Linked DNA regions of Homo sapiens: region 1 is linked to region 2. Evidence: read pairs that join two places in POLR2A ChIA-PET (ENCODE). Cell type or tissue: PC-9. All regions are shown on one strand.

Region 1 (5,000 bases), 700 kb after region 2:
CAATAAAACTTTATTTACAACAACCAGCAGCAGGCCTGCGTCAGGCCCCAGATCTGTAGAAAGACCATGTGATTGACCAAATGGTCTCCAGTCACACAAACACTAATTGTCAGGCTGAGGGTCACCATATTAAGGCCTCAAAAACCACTCAGAAGCCTCTCCCGACTGAGGCTAAAATAGAAACTAATGTAATAGGAAAGCCAGCTAAAATCTGACTCCTGGCTGGGCGCAGTGGCTCATGCCTGTAATGCCAGCACTTTGGGAGGCCAAGGTAGGAAGATCACTTTAGCCCAGGAGTTCAAGGCCAGCTTGGGCAATGTAGCAAGACCCCGTCTCTACAAAAACAAAAATTGTTTTTTTAAATAAGGGTGCACACCTGTGGTCCCAGCTACTCAGGAGGCTGAGGTGGGAGGATTGCTTGAGCCTGGGAGTTTGAAGTTACAGTGAGCTGTGGTTACCCCACTGCACTCCAGCCTGGACAACAGACCAAGACCTTGTCTCAAAAAAATTAAATAATTATATAAATAAATAAAATCCCCCTGGCTCCACGTGTTTTGCAGGCTGTGCATTCACTTTTGCACCAATCTCTCAAGGCTTTTAAAAAATGTGCAGTCCTCACACAAGTCAAAAGTGCCGAATGTCAGCCAGCCATGGGGTCCCTGCCAAAGAGAGCTGCTCTCCAGGCCCACCCACAGCATCATCACAATTCCAACCTGAAGCAGCAACACATATGACACAGCCTCCACCCCATTCCGTTAGGAGCAGCTGTCATGTGGCTGGGGGCTGAGGTTTGTGTGTGGACTGGAAGGAGAGAGGTGGGGGCTCGCGGTCCTCTGAGCTGAACTCTCCCTCTCATTCGGCACCTTCACCCACAAGCCACCTTTGTCCTTCACAAAAGCCACCTGGGCTCTGCCTCAGACAGACAGCAGTTCACAGCATGCAGGCCAATCTCTTAGCTAACTTCACGGGAACGAGCACTTACATTCTCCCTCCTCCAGGCCCAAGATTTCATAACCAGAAACTCCAGCATCCTCTCCTGGGCTGCACTGCAGTTGTTCAGGTAAAGAGAAAGCTCTTAAACCAATTGCTCAGAATCTTGCCTGGGGCTTAGGAAAGAGCCTGCATGAGCGAAGCAGCATCTTCATTTGCTGCAGAGCCCAGCCTGGGTTCACAGCACCTCTGAGGCCAGAGAGGGCCTGGAGAACCTGAGATCCTAAACCCATCACGAGCCTTTCCTTGAAAAATCCTTGCATTTCGGCTTGGGAGGGAGGGACCTGATCCACTGAGAAACCCGTACTCTAGGTCCTGAGCCAAGCAGCATCCAGACCTTGGGTTCCCAAGGGCAGGAAGACCAAGCTGTGAAGCTGAGCGGCCCTGGCACCGTGTCAGGGAGCGACTGTGGGAGCCGCCTCCCCTCTGTAAGATGCTGCTTCCCAGTCTGTAGGACGGCAACGTTGACGCCTCCCAGGAGGAGCCTTGTGAAAAGGATGTAGCCCGGGAGTATGGAGCCTGCACAGAGCCTGGCACGTGGCAGGGACCCACATACAGTGGCAATTACTGTAAGTGTTGGAAGCACGAGTTTCGGAGGCAGCCCGTCCTGTTACACACAGGCCACACCTGCTCTCCCACCACAAACCTCCAACTACTCTAACGCGCCGGAATAGAACTCAAATGAGGCTTGAATTCCTCTTCCACGTGACAACCTTCCAACACTCAAAAACTTCCTGGGACTGGGGCTCCAGTCCTCTCCATTCCACACCACAGAGTCCCCCATTTTCTCAGTCCTGCCTTTTGTCACACAGATTCCAGGGCCATTGCACCCTGATCCCTTCTCAGGTGGCTCAGCCATCAGCATCCTCTAAAGAGGCCAGAGGCTGGGCCCATCTCTCTTCCACATCTTTGCCGTCCACCCGTCCTTGGGTTCTGGCACCAAGAACATTGGGGTCTGCAAGGCTCATGCCAAAGCTCAGACTTCTAGTTGAGACAGACAGAGGAACTGTTTCCTCGCAGCTTGGGCAGAGGACGCCACGGAAGCGCAAACGTGAATCAGCCTGTGCCTTCTGCGGGTGAAACCAGTCATCAGCCGGCCCCCTGCTCGACTCCAAACAGCAAAGGAAGAAATTCAATATGGCCAGGTCTCCCAGGTTGCTGAGCCCTTGGGTGGCAGATGGCGACTTTTATTCTCACTCTTTACCACGGCCACCGCGAGTGCCCCCAGCCTTCCCTCCTCTCGCCGTGGCCTCCCCATTTATTAGAGACTTGTTTGCTAGGGGCCCAGCTGAGCCTCCCTCCTCCCTTTGTAACATGCCTGCTGGTGTAACCTCAGTGACAGGCACCCAAGGCCAGGAGACAATGTTTGTTTAGCAAAACTCACATGGTACTTCCTCATTCTGGCCACTGTTCTGAGAACCTTGCCAGTGTTAACTGGCTGACTCCTAACAAAGCTCAGACAGGTGCCCCTTTCTTCCCTTATTACACAGGAGGAGCCTGATGCAAAAGGAGGTGACACAGCCACAGCCACAGCTGTGGTCGGCAGATGCCCTGATCTCCAGAACCTGTGCCCTCATCACATGGGTGAGGGACGCTGAGCCTGCCAGTCAACCACCCTGAAAACAAGGGCCAGGATGGATCCCACAAAATCACAGGGGTCCTTTAAACCCTTAGAAGAGGGAAGCAGAGGGGCTGGTTCAGAGGGATGCTGTGTAGGACAGACCTGACCTGACTGCCTTTTCGGAGAGAGGATAAAACCAGGAAATCAGGCAGGCTCCAGAAGCTAGGAAAGTCTAAGAAACAGGTTCCTCCCTTCAGCCTCCAGAAAGGAATGCAATCCTGCAAGCTTTGACTTTAGCCCAGTGAGAGACTCATTTGGGACTTCTGACCTCCAGACTACTTAAAGACAATATATCTATGGTTTTAATTTTTATTTATTTATTCATTTGAGACAGGGTCTTACTCTGTTGCCCAGGCTGGAGTGCAGTGGTATGATCATGGCTCACTGCAGCCTCAACCTCCCAGGCTCAAGAAATCCTCTTACCTCAGCCTCCCAAGTAGCTGGGACTACAGGTGCGCACCACTACACCTGGCTAACTTCTTTATTCTTTGTAGAAACCGTCTCCCTGTGTTGCCCAGGCTGGTCTTGAACTCCTAGGTTCAGGTGATCCTTTCACTTCAGCCTCCTAAAATGCTGGGATTACAGGCAGGAGCTACCATGCCCAGCAAATTTGTGTTGTTTTAAGTAACTAATTTGTTATAGCAGCAATAGGAAACTGACACAGACTTTGGAACTGGGAGCAGAGAGAGGCTGTCACGAATATGGAAGTGGCTTTAGAACTGGGCAATGGCAGATCTGGGAGGATCTGAGGATCATGAGAGGGCAGCCCGGATTGGCCTAAACAGATGGTTGGCAGGAAGGTGCACATGAACAGCCCTGCTGGTGAGGAATCAGAAGGAAGCGAGAAGCATAGCAGAGAAAACCTGCATCCTCGTAGTGAACACCTCCACCAGAAGGAGCCAATTACAGGTGGAAGCCTGGGGTCTGAATGAGGACTGTGTTATCAGAAGCTGGAGGAGGGAGGATGTGGTGCCAGAGAGCTCAGCTGAGTCGTGCCCCACAGCTGTGAGGGAAGCATCACTGTGTGATGAAGTTGGATATGTAGCTGAGGAGATTTCCAAGCAAAGTGTTGAAGGTGTGGATTTTTCTTGCTGTTTATATTAAGATGAGGAAGAACAGATAGGATGAGGGAAGAATTGTCGAACAAAGAGGAGCAGGACTTGGTGATGTGGGAAGTCCTCAGTCAGGCAGATTGCTGGGAGGCTCACACTAGGAGGCCCACCATCCGGAACGCCTGTGCTGGAGAGGAGGCCCTGGTGTGGCCACATAACCTTCTGCTGGTGCCTCAGAAGGACCCAAAGGCCAGAGGACTCTCAAGAGACCAAGATGTCTCATCTTTGCGGTGGCCACTATTCTGTCTGTCACAGCCTGGCTTCAGGCTCCCACAGACGTGCATCCATTCCACATGCAAAATGCACTCACTCTCTCCAACACCCAGTCCCCAGAGACGCAGCTGGAGCTGGATGCCGGCACAGGGAAGTGGCGCAAGTCTGGGCTCCCCGCCGCCTTCCAAGCTGGCTCTTCAAGGGCCAGGTGCTGGGGATGCAAACGTGAGTCAGGTAATGCCCCTGCTCCCCCCGCCTCCCGGCCGCCAGGCCACGGCCTTTAGAAGGGAAGGAAAACAAATGTGGAGAGCATTCTGTCTCCAGGGCTCTGGGGACCAGGTCTGTGCTGGGCACACCAGCCGCTTTCTCATCAGCCTGTCGTATTTTCTTCAGAGCAACGATCAGATGTGAAGCTGTACCATTCACTTCTTGCCTGCCTTTCCCCCTCCTCTGGAATCCAGGGCCTGCGGGGCAGCGGCCAGCCGGCCTGCTCACTGCTGTAGAACGAGGGCCCAAACAGTGCCCGGCACCGGGGAGCCTCAGTTTATATTTGCCAACAACAGGCAACACCACTTTAGGCTGTCCTGAGCAACCGGGCAACACAGAGGAGCACAGCAGTACGTCTTCTAGGGCTCTGCCTCCTCGCTGGGCAACCTCCTTTTGCTTCCTGGATGTACCCACCCATGCACAGCAACCACTCCACATCTGTGTGCCCAATTAGACAAGGGCTGGGAGTGGCAAGTGCCCCCTAAAAGGGCATAATGAGACAAGGTGAGTTGGAGTTGGATGAACCAAGGTCTAAATCCCACTTAACTTCTGCTGTCTTCCCACTTTTTTTTTTTTTTTTTTTTGAGACAGAGTCTTACTCTTGTCACCCAGGCTGGAGTGCAATGGCGCAATCTTGGCTCACTGCAACCTCCGCCTCCAGGGTTCAAGCGATTCTCCTGCCACAGCCTCCCAAGTAGCTAGGATTACAGGCGCCAGCCACCACACCCAGCTAATTTTTGTATTTTTAGTAGACACGGGTTCACCACATTAACCAGGCTGGTCTTGAACTCCTGACC
Region 2 (5,000 bases):
TAGGATGGTCTCGATCTCCTGACCTCATGATCCTCCTGCCTCAGCCTTCCAAAGTGCTGAAAATCTATGTCATGAAAGCACGTACAATCAAACATCCATTTTTTTGAATTTATCTTACAGATAATTACACATAGGCACACCAGGCTATTTTTGAGTTAAGATACAGAACAGTGTAAGCATATTTTATGTTTAAAAAGAATATCGACATATATGGATGATATATGCTTATATCTTCTAGAAGATGTTAGAGGGCATCAGGGTGACGAGCGTGGATGGGAAGGATATTAAACAGTGGAAGAGATGTGTATTAGTCCGTTCTCATGCTGCTAATAAAGACATACCCAAGACTGGGTAATTTTAAAGGAAAGAGGTTTAATGGACTCACAGTTCCACATGGCTGTGGAGGCCTCACAATCACGGCGGAAGGCAAAGGAAGAGAAAAGGCACATCTTACGTGGTGGTGAGCAAGAGAGCATGTGCAGGGTGGCTCCCCTTTGTGTGCATGTGTGTGTGTGTGTGTGTGTTTGTGTGTGTGTGTATACAGAGAGAGAGAGAGAGAGATTTATTCACCATCACGAGAACAGCGTGGGAAAAACCTGCCTCCATGATTCAATTACCTCCCACCAGGTCCCTCCCAAGACACGTGGGGATTATTACAATTCAAGGTGAGATTTGGGTGAGGACACAGAGCCAAACCATATCATTGATGGAAAAAACTGCTTAGCGAGGTGCTCTGAGAAACAGCACAGTGCCATCGGGCAGGACACAGAACAAGAGATCCAATGGGAAGCTGGAAAATTTGGAAGCCCGCTGGGCATCTGGAGACAGCAGACCCCTCCATCCACAGCAGAAAGAATTAAGGGAAGAAAGCATGAAGTGCAGGAGCCTGGAGGAGCAGGAGTGTGAATTCAACTTTGGAAAGTTACATAGACAGCTATGAAACTTGAGGTGCTGCTCAGTTTAAGGGGTGCCCTTGTCTCATTTAGTTTTAGTTTTATGTATAATGACAACAGAGTAAGATAACTCAGTGAGCAGGAATAAGGCAGTGGAGAGGAGAGGTGGAATGTGCAGGTATCAGGAAGAATAACCAGGAAAACTCCCCCAGGAGGGGCACAGGACCGGACCAAGGTGGCCGCTGGGTAGACTGCCAGCTTCAGAAAGACAGCGGGGAGAAAAGCTATTGTTAGGAAAGCTTTTAACGTATTTCAAGGTGGAAAAGAAGGTATGTGGGAGAACTGTCTTGAAACAGAGAGGCAGTTGGTTTTAGCAGAGGACTTGAGATCACCTGCCCAAAGCTAAGGGATTTCCTGATCAACAGTCATTGTTTTAATTACATTTTAAAAATCTGCTACTGAAAGAATTTCCTCCAGACTTGTTTTCTTCTGATTAAATATCTCATCCCTTGCATGTATTAGATATGGAAAAAGATAAAAAGGTGTAGAGAATATTCCTGTGAATAGACTACACAAAAGACCAGATTCTGCCTCAAAAGGGGATGATGACCTTAACAATATTCACCTTAAAGAGGTAGCTTTTCTTATTTCTAATGTGAGGGTCTGGCTAGAGTAGACTTATTCAAGCTCTGTGTTTCCTTAACTAGTTATTTCACTAACAGTATTTAAAAAATCAAATAGGCCAGGCGCAGTGGCTCATGCCTATAATCTCAGCATTTTGGGAGGCCAAGGTGGGTGGATCACCTGAGGTCAGGAGTTTGAGACTAGCCTGGCCAATATGGTGAAACCCTGTCTCTACTAAAAATACAAGAATTAGCCAGGCTTGGTGGCGGGAGCCTGTAATCCCAGCTACTCGGGAGGCTGAGACATGAGAATTGCTTGAACCCCGGAGGCAGAGGTTACAGTGAGCTGAGATTGCTCCACTGCACTTGAGCCTGGGCAACAAAGAGCAAAACTCTGTCTCAAAAAAAAAAATAAATAAAATAAAATAAATGGACTCTTTATTTTAGGTGACTATTTGTTAGCTTTAAACATTTTCCCCTTATTAAAACTTTTGGGGGTATATACAACTAATAAGTGTTCAGGGTGGGAAATTTTGCAAAGTGCCAAAAAGATACATAGAAGAATGGAATCATTTCTAGTAACCATTTGCAAACTGTGTTTTAAATATGCAGAAGTAAGGCAGTAGTGGAAATAGTAATGTATGTGGCACATTCTTTACCCAGAAGATGAAACATTTCTAACTATGATTTCACTGTGTATCAACAAAAGGCCACCATTTCCTCTTGCCTTTTTATTTATTTATTTATTTACTTATCTATTTTACTTATTTGAAACAGCGTCTTGCTCTGTCACCAGGCTGGAGTGCAGTGGCACGATCTTGGCTCACTGCAACCTCCACCTCCTGAGTTCAAGTGATTCTTCTACCTCAGCCTCCCAAGTAGCCGAGACTGCAGGCACCTGCTACCATGCCCGGCTAATTATTTTTGTCCTTATAGTAGAGACAGGGTTTCGCCATGTTGGTCAGGCTGGTCTCGAACTCCTGACCTCAAATGATCCACCAGCCTTGGCCTCCCAAAGTGCTGGGATTACAGGCATGAGCCACTGCACCCAGCTTCCTCTTGCCTTTTTGAAAATAGAAGACTATTATCTTGATAATCTAGGTGGTTATGACCCTTGTGACTACATATTTGTAGTCATTGTCTTCTAAGTATGTTTTGGGCGTTGCCTGGCAGGGACCTTCTGTGGCTGACATTTCTGGCTGGCGAGCAGTGAAGGACGTGTCTTCCATGACGCCGTGGAATTTTACCTTGTGACTACTCAGATGTTTTTCATCACCTGTCCTTATGTTGATTTTGGTTGTTTGAAGCTCTTACTCTAGAACACTCCTCAGAGAGGGCTAATGATAACAACGTTCCCTGAGTTTCTACACATTTATATCTATTTGCGACTTTTATATTTGACAGTCATTTGCTGTGTGAAAGTTGTCAGAATCGAAATGGAGTCATTTGTGTTAAAAACCCTGACAACTGGAGCTGGGGCAGGCTGTGAAGAAAGAATTCTCATGCACACATGCCTGACAACAAGAACTGTCACAAAAGGCTGCAAAAACCACAGCTTTGCACAAAGACCATTGCAACCCTACTTACACAAAATCCTTCTTCCAGGACATCCACCCAGCAACTGCCTGTCTGCCCCGGACTGCACCATCCTTGTTACTGATCCTTTCAAAACAATCATGTGATCCTCCGCATTTTCCTACAAAATGTCCTACCTTTGTCTTCCTCTACCTCTATGAATATGCACCTGGTTTCCTATGGCACGCACATTCCCATTGCAATGCTTGTTCCTGAATAAACATCATTTTCTTCTAGAGAGCCGCTCTGTTATTTAGGCTGACGGGTGAAATACAAAATCTTTGGCTCCCATATTGTCTCCTTTGGGCATCATAAATATAAATATTACTAAACATTGTTGTCAAAAACTCTGAAGCAAATCTGATTTTCTCTTCTTTATGAGTTGACTAATCTCTGCCTAGAGATTCAAATGATTTTTCCTCTTTTTTTAAGCAAAATCAATAATTTTCTGGGAATTTTAGATGTTGGTGTGCTGACTCCATATGCTCAGGACTGTGGTGGTCCATTTCAACAGATAGTTTAAGTCTTTCTTTTTATTTCAGGAAAGGTTGATTGAGTTACAAAGTTCAGTCATTACTGTTTCTTATTTGGGAAATTCTACTGTACGTATTGTGACACTTCTTTCCCCATCATCTAGGTTTTTCCACTTTTATTGAATTTTTTCCTTTTGATTTCTAAAAGTTTCCTCCTTTTAATATTCTATAAAGGTATGTGTTTCTTGTAATTTAGATCTCATTTCTAAATTTTTTAAAAAAGTTTCAACCCTTTCCTGAATTCTGTCAACTTTATTCCTGACTTATGTTGATCTTTAATATCTTCTATTAATCTCTAATTTATTTTAGATCATTTTGAAACACTGTGGTTTCAGTTTTTATCTGCTTTGTGGACTTATCCTGCAGGTGTAATCTCATTATCTGCAGGAACAATATTTTGTTCCTTATTCCTTTCCTTGGAGTGACTTTATATGGACTTCTGCAACCCTTTTCTGTTACTCATTTTTACCTGAGATTCACTTTCCTGAATTTTTAGGAGGGAGAGATGAGTCTAAAGAGTGTTTTCAGCTCCAGGCTCTGGACCTCTCTCTGGAGTTGTTTTCCTGAAACCATTAAGTGTGGGGCTGGTCCTTGTTCACCCACCCAGGATCCCTGTCCCTCCCTCTCCCCCCTTCTCTCTCCTCCCTACCATCTCTATCCTGCTCTTTTGTATTCTCTTCCCACCAGCTTCTCCTCTTTGTGGCATTGAGTCCTGGAGGGAGCTTGGCTTGTTGGTTTGAGAGTGGATCCCTAGCACTCATCCACAGGTTGGAATTTGCATAAAGAACTAAAAGTAGAACTACCATTTGATCCAGCAACTTCACTACTGGGTATCTACCCAGAGGAAAAGAAGTCATTATACAAAAGAAGATACTTGCACAGGCATGTTTATAGCAGCACAATTCACAACTGCAAAAACGTGGAACCAACCCAAATGCCCATCAATCAATGAGTGGATAAAGAAACTGTAGTATGTGTATGTGATGGAATACTATTTAGCCATAAAAAGGAATGAATTAATGGCATTTGCAGTGACCTGGATGAGATTGGAGCCTATCATTCTAAGTGAAGTAACTCAGGAATGGAAAACCAAATATCGTATGTTCTCACTCATAAGTGGGAGCTAAGCTATGAGGATGCAAAGGCGTAAGAATGAGACAATGGACTTTGGGAACTCAGGGGGAAAGAGCGGGAAGGGGATAAGGGATAAAATATTACAAATTGGGTGCCGGGTATACTGCTCAGGTGACGGGTGCACCAAAATCTCACAAATCACCACTGAAGAACTTACACATGCAACGAAACACCACCTTTTCCACAATAACTTCTTATGGAAATAAAATATTTTTAAAAAATTAATCCAAGCATAAGAAAAG

What was found. ChIA-PET counts read pairs that join two places held together with the same protein. Peaks named below come from ENCODE experiments on the same cell type or tissue, not always from the same donor. Only the 100,000 strongest peaks of a DNase experiment are listed, where the experiment ranks them.
Region 1: POLR2A ChIA-PET joins it to region 2 with 7 read pairs; 1 of 35 experiments calls an interaction of 5 or more read pairs at or near these places.

What each region holds. Positions count from the first base shown.
Region 1 is chr13:110,553,614-110,558,613 of GRCh38, forward strand. The region is part of intron 1 of RAB20 (RAB20, member RAS oncogene family); the gene reads right to left. Among named protein-coding and RNA genes, the nearest start is that of RAB20, 5.6 kb to the right of the region's middle. RefSeq lists enhancers at 3,781-4,304, 4,305-4,827. In PC-9, no CTCF peak of the experiment used is centred here; DNase peaks (open chromatin) are centred at 2,398 and 2,818; H3K4me3 peaks cover 1,225 bases; H3K27ac peaks cover 2,561 bases.
Region 2 is chr13:109,850,258-109,855,257 of GRCh38, forward strand. No RefSeq gene overlaps it. Among named protein-coding and RNA genes, the nearest start is that of IRS2, 66 kb to the left of the region's middle. In PC-9, no CTCF peak of the experiment used is centred here; a DNase peak (open chromatin) is centred at 2,694.